Linked DNA regions of Homo sapiens: region 1 is linked to region 2. A link is a contact called in ENCODE Hi-C or POLR2A ChIA-PET data. All regions are on one chromosome and are shown on one strand. The core of a region is the stretch at or near the end of the contact, and the rest is flanking DNA. Distances in the headings are between cores, read along the strand shown.

Region 1 (5,938 bases), core at 267-2,766, 240 kb before region 2:
TCCAATAGTTAGATCTACCCTGCCTGTACTACTCTAGGGAGTATGCTGGAGGCAGAGGACAAGGGAGGGGTGGTATTAAACAAGTCAATTCTATGTAGTATATTATTTAATCAGTTCTGTGTGGTGCATTCCTGAAGTCTCAAATGTGATTGTTGAGGGCCTGGGGAAACCATGGCAAAGTAGATCCAGTTAGAGCCCATTAATCTTGATCATTCTGTTTTTTTGGTTTGTTTGTTGTTTTTTTTTTTTTTTTTTTTTGTCCATCTTGTTTCATTTGCTTGCCCTGCCCCCGAGATGGAGTCTTACTCTGTCGCCCAGGCTGGAGTGTAGTGGCACGATCTCGGCTCACTGCAATCTCTGCCTCTCGGGTTCAAGCTTGTCCAGGCTGATCTTGAACTCCTGACCTCGTGATCCCCTGCCTCAGCCTCCCAAAATGCTGGGATTACAGGGGTGAGCCACCGTGCCCAACCTCACTTGCTTTCTTATCCTTACACTCCCCCAGTCCCAGAGAAACTGCCACATACACCACAAAAACCAAACATCCCCCAATGACCTTAGCCGCATTGCTCCATTCACTCCCAGGTGAGAATTCAGGTAAACGTCCACAAAGGTCACAGGCAACGTACATACGGTTCTATTATATCCCATATATTACCCCTTCATGTCCTAAAGAAGACATTTTCTCTTAGAGATTTTCATTTTAGTATATCTTTAAAAAAAAATCTTGTGTTAACTTGCCTCCATCTTTTTCTTGGGTGAGGACACCCAGGAATGACCCTTTTGTGTCTATGATACTGCTGTTCACAGCTTTTCTTGATAGGCCTAGTACAATCTTGGGAACAGGGTTACTGTATACTGAAGGTCTGACAGTAGCTCTTAGACTCGCCTATCTTAGGTAGTCATGCTGTGCCTTTTTTTTCCATTGGTGTATTGTATTTGATTTGTCTCTGATATATTTGGAGTTTTTCTGAGAACTGGAGCAGTAATGCAGCATCGACCTATTAAAATACATTTTAAGCCTTTAAAAAAAAACAGTACCTATCTCATAGGGGTGCTGTGATAACGAAATTAGGTAATCTGTATTGATTGACTTTTAACCATAAGAATATATACAGGTTTTAAATTTATTTATTTATTGAAGAGATGGGGGTCTCTCTATGTTGCCCAGGCTGGTTTCACATTCCAGGGCTCAGGCAATCCTTTCGCCTCAGCCTCCTTAATAGCTGGGACTCTAGGCGCGCACCACTACACCTGGCAGGTTTTATCTTCAAAGGTGAAGAAGGCACTAAGGTCTAGATGCTGAAGCCGATTTCCCAGGTGTCCCCCAAGGTTTGACCCCGCCCACACTTCTCTGGCTATGCGGGCGGCGTCGCTGCGCATGCGCGCGAGTAGAGCAGGGAGGTGCTGGCGCGGCCGCCAGGAGGCGCAGCTAAGTCGCGGCTGCTCTTCCTGGTTCCCAGAGGCCCAGACTTGGACATAGGAGCCGGCGCAAGCTCCGTGCGCATGCGCGCTCCCCTCTCACGCAGCCAACATGGCTCCAGTGGAGCACGTTGTGGCGGATGCTGGGGCTTTCCTGCGGCATGCGGCTCTGCAGGTACGGGGAGCTCCCTCCGGGACGAGAGAGATCTGGGCTGGCCGCCCCTCCCGGAGTGCGTGGAGTCGCGCGGAGCGTTGCTTGGTGCGGGTGGGTCTGAGCTGGGGCGTTCTGTCCGCAGGACATCGGGAAGAACATTTACACCATCCGGGAGGTGGTCACTGAGATTCGGGACAAGGCCACACGCAGGCGGCTCGCTGTCCTGCCCTACGAGCTGCGGTTCAAGGAGCCCTTACCGGAATACGTGCGGCTGGGTGAGTGCCTCTGCCCTAGCGTTGACGGGAAGCTGGGGTCCAGGGCGCAGATGGCACCCAGTTGGGTGCGAGTTGGGGTCTAGCTGCCTTATCAGAGCAGTAGATTTAGAGCCAGCACTTTCTAGGAGATTGTGGTAGGAGAGAGGCTTCCTGGGTCTGGAGTCCTCCAGTAACTAGCTGTATGCTCTCGGGCATAGCATTCAAATTTGGGCCTCGTTTACCTCATCCGCAAAATGGGAATAATAATTGTATCTGTCTCCAAGGTTGCTGTGAGCATGAACTGAGGAATATGGCAGTCAGCTCAGTGTCAAGCACTTTGCAGACAAGCAATAAATTTATTTGGATTTAAAATAAGAGTTTGGATCTCTTGCTATTACTCTCGTCCATTTCTTTTCAGTAGATTGGGCTGATGACTGGATACAAAGATCTGCACCTGGCAGAGCTTTAAAAAGGGAATGCTTTGCATTGTATTAAATGTGAAAGAAAATTAAGCTGGGCGCGGTGGCTTACGGCCTGTAATCCCAGCACTGGGAGACCGAGGCGGGCGCATCACCTGAGGTCAGGAGTTTGAGACCAGCCTGACCAACATGGTGAAACCCTGCCTCTACTAAAAATACAAAATTAGCTGGGCGTGGTGGTGTGCTCCTGTAATCCCAGCTACTTGGGAGGCTGAGGCAGGAGAATTGCTTGAACCTGGAGGTGGAGGTTGCAGTGAGCCGAGATCGTACCACTGCACTCCAGCCTGGGCGACAGAGCGAGACTCTGTCTCAAAAAAAATAAGAAATAAAGAAAATTAAAGAATTGTCTCTTGGCTTAGGAGTCAGCGTTGTTCTCTTGTTGGGAATCAAGGTGATACCCAGGAAAGGCCCCTCAGTGGTTGGAAGTGTTTTAGAGGTTAGAGGCTGATAGTGGAGATGATGTTACCTCCTCTGTTTGTGATTTCTACGATTTTCTCCACCAACTTAGTAGCTCTGTGATCTTTGCCAACTTACTAAATCTTTCCGAGGAAATACTAATAGTACTTTTGAAGAATGGCAAAGGATGAAATGCATTAACACATAAAGCTTTTAATGCAGTGCCTAGTACACAGTAAGTGCACAGTAAATTTTCGTTGCTGCTAATGTCTGTTTTTTAGGAAATAAGAGCAATATACCTAGTGTTCCTTGTACCAGGGTAGCAGGAGACATCTTTCTGTTAATTTCAGGAAATTTTAAGTGTTTATTATGGATGACTCTGGAGAATAACAGCAGTCTGACATGTATTATGCATTAAGCACATGCTTTTTGTTTCCTCATAGACTACTACAATTACAAGTTGAGCATACTGAATCTGAAATCCAGAATGCTCCTAAATCTGAAACTTTTTTTTTTTTGAGATGGAGTCTGGCTGTGTTGCCTAGCCTGGAGTGCAGTGGCACGATCTTGGCTCACTGCAGCCTCCACCTCCTGGGTTCCAGCAATTCTTCTGCCTCAGCCTCCCCAGTAGCTGGGACTACAGGCACACGCCACCACACCTGGCTAACTTTTGTATTTTTAGGAGACAAGGGGTTTCACCATGTTGGCCAGGCTGGTCTGGAACTCCTGACCTCAAGTGATCTACCCACCTCAGCCTCCTGTAGTGAGGTGTGAGCCACCACGCCCCAACTTTCTTCTTTTTTTTGAGAAGGAGTCTCACTCTGTCGCCCAGGCTGGAGTGCAGTGGCGCAATCTTGACTCACTGCAACCTCCGCCTCCCAGGTTCAAACAATTCTCCTGCCTCCGCCTCCTGAGTAGCTGGGATTACAGGCCCCCCCGCTACCACACCGGGATAATTTTTGTATATTTATTAGAGACAGGTTTCACCACGTTGGCCAGGCTGGTCTCCTGACCTCAAGTGATCCGCCCACCTCTGCCTCCCAAAGTGTTGGGATTACAGGCGTGAGCCACCACGCCTGGCCCCAGCCAACTTTCTGCTCCTTCCTCTGTATTTGATAAGGGTGTTACAGTAAATCTAACTGGCATGAATCTTGGTGGTGGAGAATACAAATTTCTCAACTGCGAGTAGGAAAAGGTCAGAAAATGGATGAAAGTGTTAAGGTTTTTCATGACATAGTGATCCTTTCTAAATTGTTTTGATACTTCCATTATTTTGATCTGTTCTAAATTGTTTTGATACTTCCATTGGTTATCCAAGGTCATATGGCTTTTTACCTCTAACTGAAGATGTAAATCTGTTGTTTACAGTGACTGAGTTTTCAAAGAAAACAGGAGACTACCCCAGCCTCTCTGCCACGGACATCCAAGTGCTTGCACTCACATACCAGTTGGAAGCAGAGTTTGTTGGGGTGTCTCACCTAAAACAAGAACCACAGAAGGTAAATCAAGAGGATGGGTTTTTAAAAGCTTTGTATTATGGGAACTGTCAGGTATACAAAAGTAGAAGGACTAGTGTAATGGACCCAGGGTTCCCATCATCCCCCCCTCCAATTATCTCTTAGCTAGTCTGTATTCATCTACACTGATCCACAGCCCTGAGTACTTTTTTTTTTTTGAGATAGAGTCTTGCTCTGTCGCCCAGGCTGGAGTGCAACGGCGTGATCTCGGCTCACTGCAGCCTCCGCCTCCTGGGTTCAAGCGATTCTCTTGCCTCAGTCTCGAGAGTAGTTGGTAGGATTACAGGCGCCCACGACCACACCCGGCTAATTTTTGTATTTTTAGTAGAGACGGGGTTTCGCCATGTTGGTCAGGCTGGTCTCGAACTCCTGACTTCAGGTGATGCGCCCGCCTCGGCCTCCCAAAGTGCTGGGATTATAGGCGTGAGCCAGTGCGCCCGGCCTCAGCCCTGAGTATTTTAAACTCAGACATCGTATACTATTTCACTGATAGATATTTCTTGGTATGTCTCTAAAGATCAAGACTCTTAAAAACTTTAAAGCCATCATTACACCTACACAAAATTAATAGTAATGCCTGTTATCAAATATCCAGTCAACATTCACATTCCCCAGTTATTTTGTAAATGTTAAAGCGTTTGTTTGTTTGGATCAGGATCCCAATGAGGTTCATACATTGCAATTGGCAAGTGTGTCTCAGTCCCTTTTTTTTTTCCCTCTTTCATCCAGGGTCTAGCTGTGTTGCCCAGGCTGGTCTTAGAACTCCTGGGCTCAAGTGATCCTCCCACCTCAGCCTCCTGATTAGTCTCTTTTGATCTGTAGGTTTTTGGGAAAGGTTTAAATTTGGAAAATGCAAAAGAATAAAAATCTATATATCTGTATATAATAATTTTTTTAAAAAAAAGAACTATTTCTGGCCAGGTGCCGTGGCTTATGCCTATAATCCCAGGGCTTTGGGAGGCCAAGGCAGGAGCATTACTTGAACCTAGGCATTTGAGACCAGCCTGGGCAACCCCGTCTGAGGCAGGAGGATCACTTGGGCCCAGGAGATTGAGGTTGCAGTGAGTTGTGATCATACCACTGCACTTCAGCCTGAGTGACAGTGAGACCCTGTCTGAAAAAAAGAGAGCTTTCTGGAGGTAAAAAAGAATGAACACTAAGTACTTGCAAGTGTTTTTTCGAACCTTGCTTCCTTCAAAACTTTGACTTCCTATTGTGTTTTTAGGGTCTTACCCACTGTGGCTAGGTTGAAGAGACTGATACATTTGTGCCTGCACCCATTGTCTATTTCTAAGCCAGAGGATTTTAGAAGTCAAAAATTTTAACCTAATAATAATTCATTTTCAATAGTGTTGACAAATAATTGCTTAATCTTCTCTGCCTAAAGTCATCAAAACTATGGTGGACTCATATTTTTGCACTAGTTGAAACTACCCTCAAATTTTTTTAAGAAAGATGGGGTCTCTCTGTGTTGCCCAGGCTGGTCTCAAACTCCTGGGCTCAAGCCATCCTCCCACCTTGGCCTCCCAGAATGCTGAGATTACAGGCATGAACTACCACACTTGTTTTTTGTTTGTTTGTTTGTTTGTATTTTAATAAGACAGGATCCTGTCATCACCTGGGCTGGAGTACAGTGGCGCTGATCACAGCTCACTGCAGCATCAAACTCCTGAGCACAAGCAGTCCTCCTACCTCAGCCTCCCGAGTAGCTGGGACTGT
Region 2 (6,598 bases), core at 3,518-6,017:
CAAAAGCCCACACCCTTAATCACTGTGCAAATGAGTCTCCCTTTCTTCTCACCTTTCCAAGGACCCCCCATTCTCTAAAGACTGAAGGAAATTCCACCCCCTTCCAGATATCTGCAGCCCACTCTGAGCTCTCCCTTAACTGACTGACTTCCTCTAGTCTGTTAACACCTCGCAGGACATTTTGAAATCATCATTCATTTGTGCAATAATTATTGAGCACCTATGTATGCCAGACGCTGTTCTAGGAGACCCAGCTGTGAACAGAACAGACAAAAGTCCTTGCCCTCACGGACTTTACATTCTATGGAAGCAGACTGACACGCAAAAATACAAATACACTTTGGGAGGCTGAGGCGGGTAGATCGCTTGAGCCCAGGAGTTAGAGACCAGCCTGGGCAACAGGGTGAAACCCCATCTCTACAAAAAATATAAAAATTGGCCTGGAGTGGTGCTGTGTCCCTGTAGTCCCAGCTACTCCGGTGGCTGAAGCTGGAGAATGGCTTAAGCTCAGGAGTTTGAGGCTGCAGTGAGCTGTGATGATGCCACTGCACTCCAGCCTGGACAACAGAATGAGACCCCATCTCAAAAAAAAAAAAAAAAAAAAAGAATATAAATACGTAAAAAAATTATATTAAGGCCAGGCGTGGTAGCTCACACTTGTAATCCCAGCACTTTGGGAGGTCAAGGCAGTGGATCACCTGAGGTCAGGAGTTCGAGACCAGCCTGGCCACCATTGTGAAACCCTGTCTCAACTGAAAATACAAAAATTAGCTGGGCATGGCGGCACACACCTGTTGTCCCACCTACTTGGGAGGCCGAGGCAGGAGAATGGCTTGAATCTCGGAGGAGGAGGTTGTAGTGAGCCAAGATCACGCCAATGAACTCCAGCCTAGGTGACAGAGCAAGACTCCATCTCAAAAAAAAAAAAAAAAAAAAAAAGAAAAGAAAAAAACTGTATTAGATAGCAATAAGTGCTAAATTGAGAAATAAGACAGAGAAAGGAGATAGAGAATGTGTCAGAAAAGGTAGAATTGCACACAGAGTGGCCAGGGCAGGCCTTACTGGGAATGTGATACCAAACTTCAGAGCTAAGAAGACTGAGGCATGGAAAGGGAAGGGCATTTGAAATGGAGGGAAGGGAAACTACAAGGGCACAGAGGCCGACGTGTGCCTGCTGCACTCAAGGAACAACGAGGGGACCAGCGTGACGGGAGGAGGACAAGTGAAGGCAAGCATAGTTAGGAATGCAGTGAGAGAGGTGAGAAGAGGACACCAGCCTCTGTGGAGGCCTGCAGAGCCTGGCGAGGGTGTTGGTGTTTATTCCGAGTGGAATGGGGAGCTCGTAGAGGATTCTGAGTAGCCTAGTGTGGGGTGGGAAAGTGTGATGCCTTTCCTCACCCATCATAAAGGTCACTGCCAACACTCCTATAACAAAAGATAGGTTAACAAGAGAAAAGCCTAACACGTTTGTTTGTTTATTTATTTATTTGAGACTGAGTTTCATTCTTGTCCCCCAGGCTGGAGTGCAATGGCGCAATCTGGGCTCGCTGCAACATCTGCCTCCTGGGTTCAAGCGATTCTCCTGCCTCAGCCTCCTGAGTAGCTGGGATTACAGGTGCCCGCCACCACGCCCGGCTAATTTTTGTATTTTTAGTAGAGACGGGGTTTCACCATGTTGGCCAGGCTGGTCTCTAACTCCTGACCTCAAGTGATCCGCCTGTCTTGGCCTCCTAAAGCGCTGGGATCACAGGCCTGAGCCACCACGCCTGGCCCTTACACATTTATTTAATCAAAGGTTTTTTTTTTTTTTAATGCTTTAAGTTCTAGGGTACATGTGCACAACATGCAGGTTTGTTACATATGTATACATGGGCCATGTTGCTGTGCTGCACCCATTAACTCATCATTTACATTAGGTATATCTCCTAATGCTATCCCTTCCCCCTCCCCCAACCCCACGACAGGCCCCGGCGTGTGATGTTCTCCACCCTGTGTCCAAGTGTTCTCATTGTTCAATTCCCACCTATAAGTGAAAACATGTGGTGTTTGGTTTTCTGTCCTTGTGATAGTTTGCTCAGAATGATGGTTTCTAGCTTCATCCGTGTCCCTACAAAGGACATGAACTCATCCTTTTTTATGGCTGCATAGTATTTCCATGGTGTATATGTGCCACATTTTCTTAATCCAGTCTATCATTGATGGATATATGGGTTGGTTCCAAGTCTTCGCTATTGTGAATAGTGCCGCAATAAACATATGTGTGCATGTGTCTTTATAGCAGCATGATTTATAATCCTCTGGGTATATGCCCAGTAATGGGATGGCTGGGTCAAATGGTATTTCTAGTTCTAGATCCTTGAGGAATTGTCACACTGTCTTCCACAATGGTTGAACTAGTTTATAGTCCCACCAACAGTGTAAAAGCATTCCTATTTCTCCACATCCTCTCCAGCACCTGTTGTTTCCTGACTTTTTAATGATCGCCATTCTAACTGGTGTAAGATGGTATCTCATTGTGGTTTTGATTTGCATTTCTCTGATGGCCAGTGATGATGAGCATTTTTTCATGTGTCTGTTGGCTGCATAAATGTCTTCTTTTTAGAAATGTCTGTTCATATCCTTTGCCCACTTTTTGATGGGGTTGTTTGATTTTTTTTCTTGTAAATTTGTTTAAGTTCTTTGTAGATTCTGGATATTAGCCCTTTGTCAGATGGGTAGATTGTAAAAATTGTCTCCCACTCTGTAGGTTGCCTGTCCACTCTGATGGTAGTTTCTTTTGCTATGCAGAAGCTCTTTCGTTTAATTAGATCCCATTTGTCAATTTTGGCTTTTGTTGCCATTGCTTTTGGTGTTTTAGTCATGAAGTCCTTGCCCATGCCTATGGCCTTAATGGTATTGCCTAGGTTTTCTTCTAAGGCTTTTATGGTTTTAGGTCTAACATTTAAGTCTTTAACCCATCTTGAATTAATTTTTGTATAAGGTGTAAGGAAGGGATCCAGTTTCAGCTTTCTAAATATGGCTAGCCAGTTTTCCCAGCACCATTTATTAAAGAGGGAATCCTTTCCCCATTTCTTGTTTTTATCAGGTTGTCAAAGATCAGATGGTATTATTTCCGAGGCCTCTGTTCTGTTCCGTTGAACTATATCTCTGTTTTGGTACCAGTACCATGCTGTTTCGGTTACTGTAGCCTTGTAGTATAGTTTGAAGTCAGATAGCCTGATGCCTCCAGCTTTGTTCTTTTGGCTTAGGATTGTCTTGGCAATGCAGGCTCTTTTTTGGTTCCATATGAACTTTAAAGTAGTTTTTTCCAATTCTGTGAAAAAAGTCATTGGTAGCTTGATGGGGATGGCATTGAATCTATAAATTACCTTGGACAGTATGGCCATTTTCACAATATTGATTCTTCCTATCCATGAGCATGGAATGTTCTTCCATTTGTTTGTGTCCTCTTTTATTTCGTCGAGCAGTGGTTTGTAGTTCTTCTTGAAGAGGTCCTTCACATCCCTTGTAAGTTGGATTCCTAGGTATTTTATCCTCTTTGAAGCAATTGTGAATGGGAGTTCACTCATGATTTGGCTCTCTGTTTGTCTGTCATTGGTGTATAGGAATGCTTGTGATTTTTGCACATTGATTTTGTATCCTGAGACTTTGCTGAAGTTGTTTCTCAGCTTAAGGAGATTTTGGGCTGAGATGATGGAGTTTTCTAAATATGCAATCATGTCATCTGCAAACAGGGACAATTTGACTTCCTCCTTTTCTAATTGAATACCCTTTATTTATTTCTCTTGCCTGATTGCCCTGGCCAGAACTTCCAACACTATGTTGAATAGGAGTGGTGAGAGAGGGCATCCCCGTCTTGTGCCAGTTTTCAACGGGAATGCTTCAAGTTTTTGCCCATTCAGTATGATATTGGCTGTGGGTTTGTCATAAATAGCTCTTATTGTTTTGAGATACGTCCCATCAATACCTAGTTTATTGAGAGTTTTTAGCATGATATTTAATCAAAGTTTTACATGACACAGGGAACTTCAGAAATGAAGACCTAAACACCCCGGGAAAACTGTCCATTTTTCTGCTTAGCTTCAAGGAAGAATGGGCGGCTGTGTAGAGATGTGATTAGTCAAGGGGGGTATGATCTAATGCAAACAGACTGAGGGGGAAACCTAGCAAGGCCTGTCTGTGCCGATTCTTCTTGGCCTTTCTGTGTAGCATTTCTTCCTCTCAGATATAGGGTAGGACCTTTCTGGAAAGAGGGCCTTATGACTTACTCTCAGATGAGGGAGGTCAGAGAATTTCTTAATGGCCAGCTCCTCCACAGAAAGGTGGGCGAAGGTTAGAGTGAGTGATATTTCTAGGGGGAGAAATATCACTTTGGGGGAGAGGGGTTCTACATTTTTGGGTGTTTTGTTTTTGTTTTTTGAGATAGAGTCTCACTCTGTCGCCCAGGCTAGAGTGCAGTGGCGCAATCTTGGCTCACTGCAAACTCCGCCTCCCGGTTCAAGCCATTCTCCCGCCTCAGCCTCCCGAGTAGCTGGGATTACAGGCATGTGCCACCGCGCCTGGCTAATTTTTGTATTTTTGGTAACGACGGGGTTTCACCATATTGGTCAGGCTGGTCTCAAACTCCTGACCTCAGGTGATCCACCCACCTTGGCCTCCCAAAGTGCTGGGATTACAGGCGTGAGCCACTTTGCCCCACCCAGGTTTCTAGTTTTTATGATGTGGCTTGGAGAAAGAGGAATTCTGGTTTCTATGACTCACTTCAGTGGAGAAAAAGGGGCAGGAGATAGGAGGGCAAGAAAATGTCAGAGAGATACTTTGCTTCTGAGGCCTTCTAATGTCCTTTAGTTCAAAGTACTAAGCCTGCCAAAGCACTATACTTTGGGGTATCATTTTCTGAGCCCTAACATTTGCATTTTAACAGTACAACTCTGGGCCAGGTGTGGTGCGTCATACCTATAATCCCAGCACTTTGGGAGGCCAAGGCGGGTAGATCACCTGAGGTCAGGACTTTGAGACCAGCCTGGCCAACATGGGAAACACTGTCTCTATTAAAAATACAAAAATTAGCCGTGTGTGGTGGCAGATGCCTGTAATCCCACCTACTTGGGAGGCTGAGGCAGGAGAATCGCTTGAACCCAGGAGGTGGAGGTTGCAGTGAGTTGAGATCGCGCCATTGCACTCCAGCCCAGGCAACAGAGCGAGTCTCCACCTCAAAAAAAAACAAAACAAAACAAACAAAAAAACAGTACGACTATGGCCATTGTGTTGAGAGCAGACTGAGGAAGCACAAGGCAGGGATGCTGTGAATAATGGTGGAGGCTGATGGTGGCTTGGATGGAGGGAGTGAAGGTGGCAAGAGTAGTTGGATTCTGTGTTTTGAAGTTAAGTCAACAAAATTTCCTGACAGTTTGGAGGTGGGAGGTGAGAGAAAGGGAGGAGTTAGGAATGACACCCAGGTTTTTGGCCTGAGCATCAGGAAGAATGGAGTTGCCATTTACTGAGATAACCGTGGGAGGAATGGGTTTGGAGGAGGGATCAGGAGCTCAGCGTTGGACATGATGCATTTGAGATGCCTACTAGGGACCTAGGTGGAGATGAGTAGGTGGTTCAACAAGCAGTTCTGAAGTTTAGGGGAGAGAGCTGGCTGGAAACGCCAATGCGGAAGTTATGAGGGTATAGATGGTATTTTTTAAAGTCACAAAAGTGGGTGAAGTCATCAAGGAAGTGAAAGTAGCTTAAGAAGAGAGGTCTAAGGATCATGCCCTGGGGCACTCCAACATTTAGATGAGGAGGAACCCGCAGGAGCAGACCAAAAAAATAAAATAAAATAAAATAAGGAGGTAAGAAGAAACTTACTTGAAGAGCGTTTCAAGATAGAGGGAAAGGTTGACTGTGTCAAATGCTTCCCATTGGTCAAGTAACAAGAGGACTGAAACTTGACCCATCAGATGAAAATAAGAAATGCTTAATTAAATAGTGCTCTTGCTTAGTTTAGATGTGGATTCCTCTAGACTTCTCGGTAAGACTAGGCAGGGCAGGGATTTTGTCCTTGAGTTCTGTATCTTACTCTCATCTCACCACCATATTTCTGTTCCTTCCTCCCCTGTCCTCTTACCCCCATTCCCCCATACACCTCCATCCAGGCTTTGCTGAGGTCTGAGGATTGGCTCAGCCAAGGGACCCTCAAGCCTGAGCTGAAGCACTAGAACAATCTCTTAGGCAAGTCACTGCTTCCCAGATTTGGCAAAGGAAGTGAGCTGCAACCACCACTTTCAAGCAAAGAAGATGGAAGGGATAACTCAGGGTGGTAGAAGGGGAATATGCTGACATCTCTGTAAAGGGAAGACAAATTTTGCTTGTAAAAAAATGCCCATGGCAATTTTTGTGGTTGTAAGGAAGCAAAGGAATTTCTCCTGGGCTGCTTGGCTCCATGGTTTAGGTCATTAATAAGTCTTTTCTAGTTGGATTCATCCTGCAGCCTAGATGAGGGTAGAGGTTGAGAACTAAATTCCTCTGCACTGAGTTCTTCCCTGGCAGGTGAGGGAGACAGGCGTGTCAGAGCCTGGGAACTGGGAGAAGGGAGATGTGAGCAAGA

The links. Hi-C counts contacts between places; a loop is a spot of excess contacts on that map. ChIA-PET counts read pairs that join two places held with the same protein, here RNA polymerase II (POLR2A). Pooled maps may share reads with other maps.
Region 1: a map with no recorded cell type shows a loop between it and region 2 (9-fold over the local background). The contact joins the promoter of NOB1 here to the enhancer-like site in region 2. A Hi-C loop is called at or near these places in 2 of 37 single-sample maps with no recorded cell type and 2 of 50 pooled maps. POLR2A ChIA-PET finds 5 or more read pairs at or near these places in 2 of 52 experiments (BJ and activated CD4-positive, alpha-beta T cell).

The regions. Positions count from the first base shown.
Region 1 is chr16:69,750,504-69,756,441 of GRCh38, reverse strand. NOB1 (NIN1 (RPN12) binding protein 1 homolog) reads left to right here and starts at 1,516. Exons shown (of 9, transcript NM_014062.3): 1 at 1,516-1,594; 2 at 1,716-1,848; 3 at 4,071-4,201. The coding sequence starts at 1,532. It also overlaps the pseudogene NONOP1. RefSeq lists enhancers at 1,224-1,846, 1,847-2,470.
Region 2 is chr16:69,513,645-69,520,242 of GRCh38, reverse strand. No RefSeq gene overlaps it. Among named protein-coding and RNA genes, the nearest start is that of MIR1538, 49 kb to the left of the region's middle. Within about 2 kb of position 4,767, at least 4 of the 41 ENCODE cell types and tissues checked have a DNase peak (open chromatin) inside an H3K27ac peak, as active enhancers do.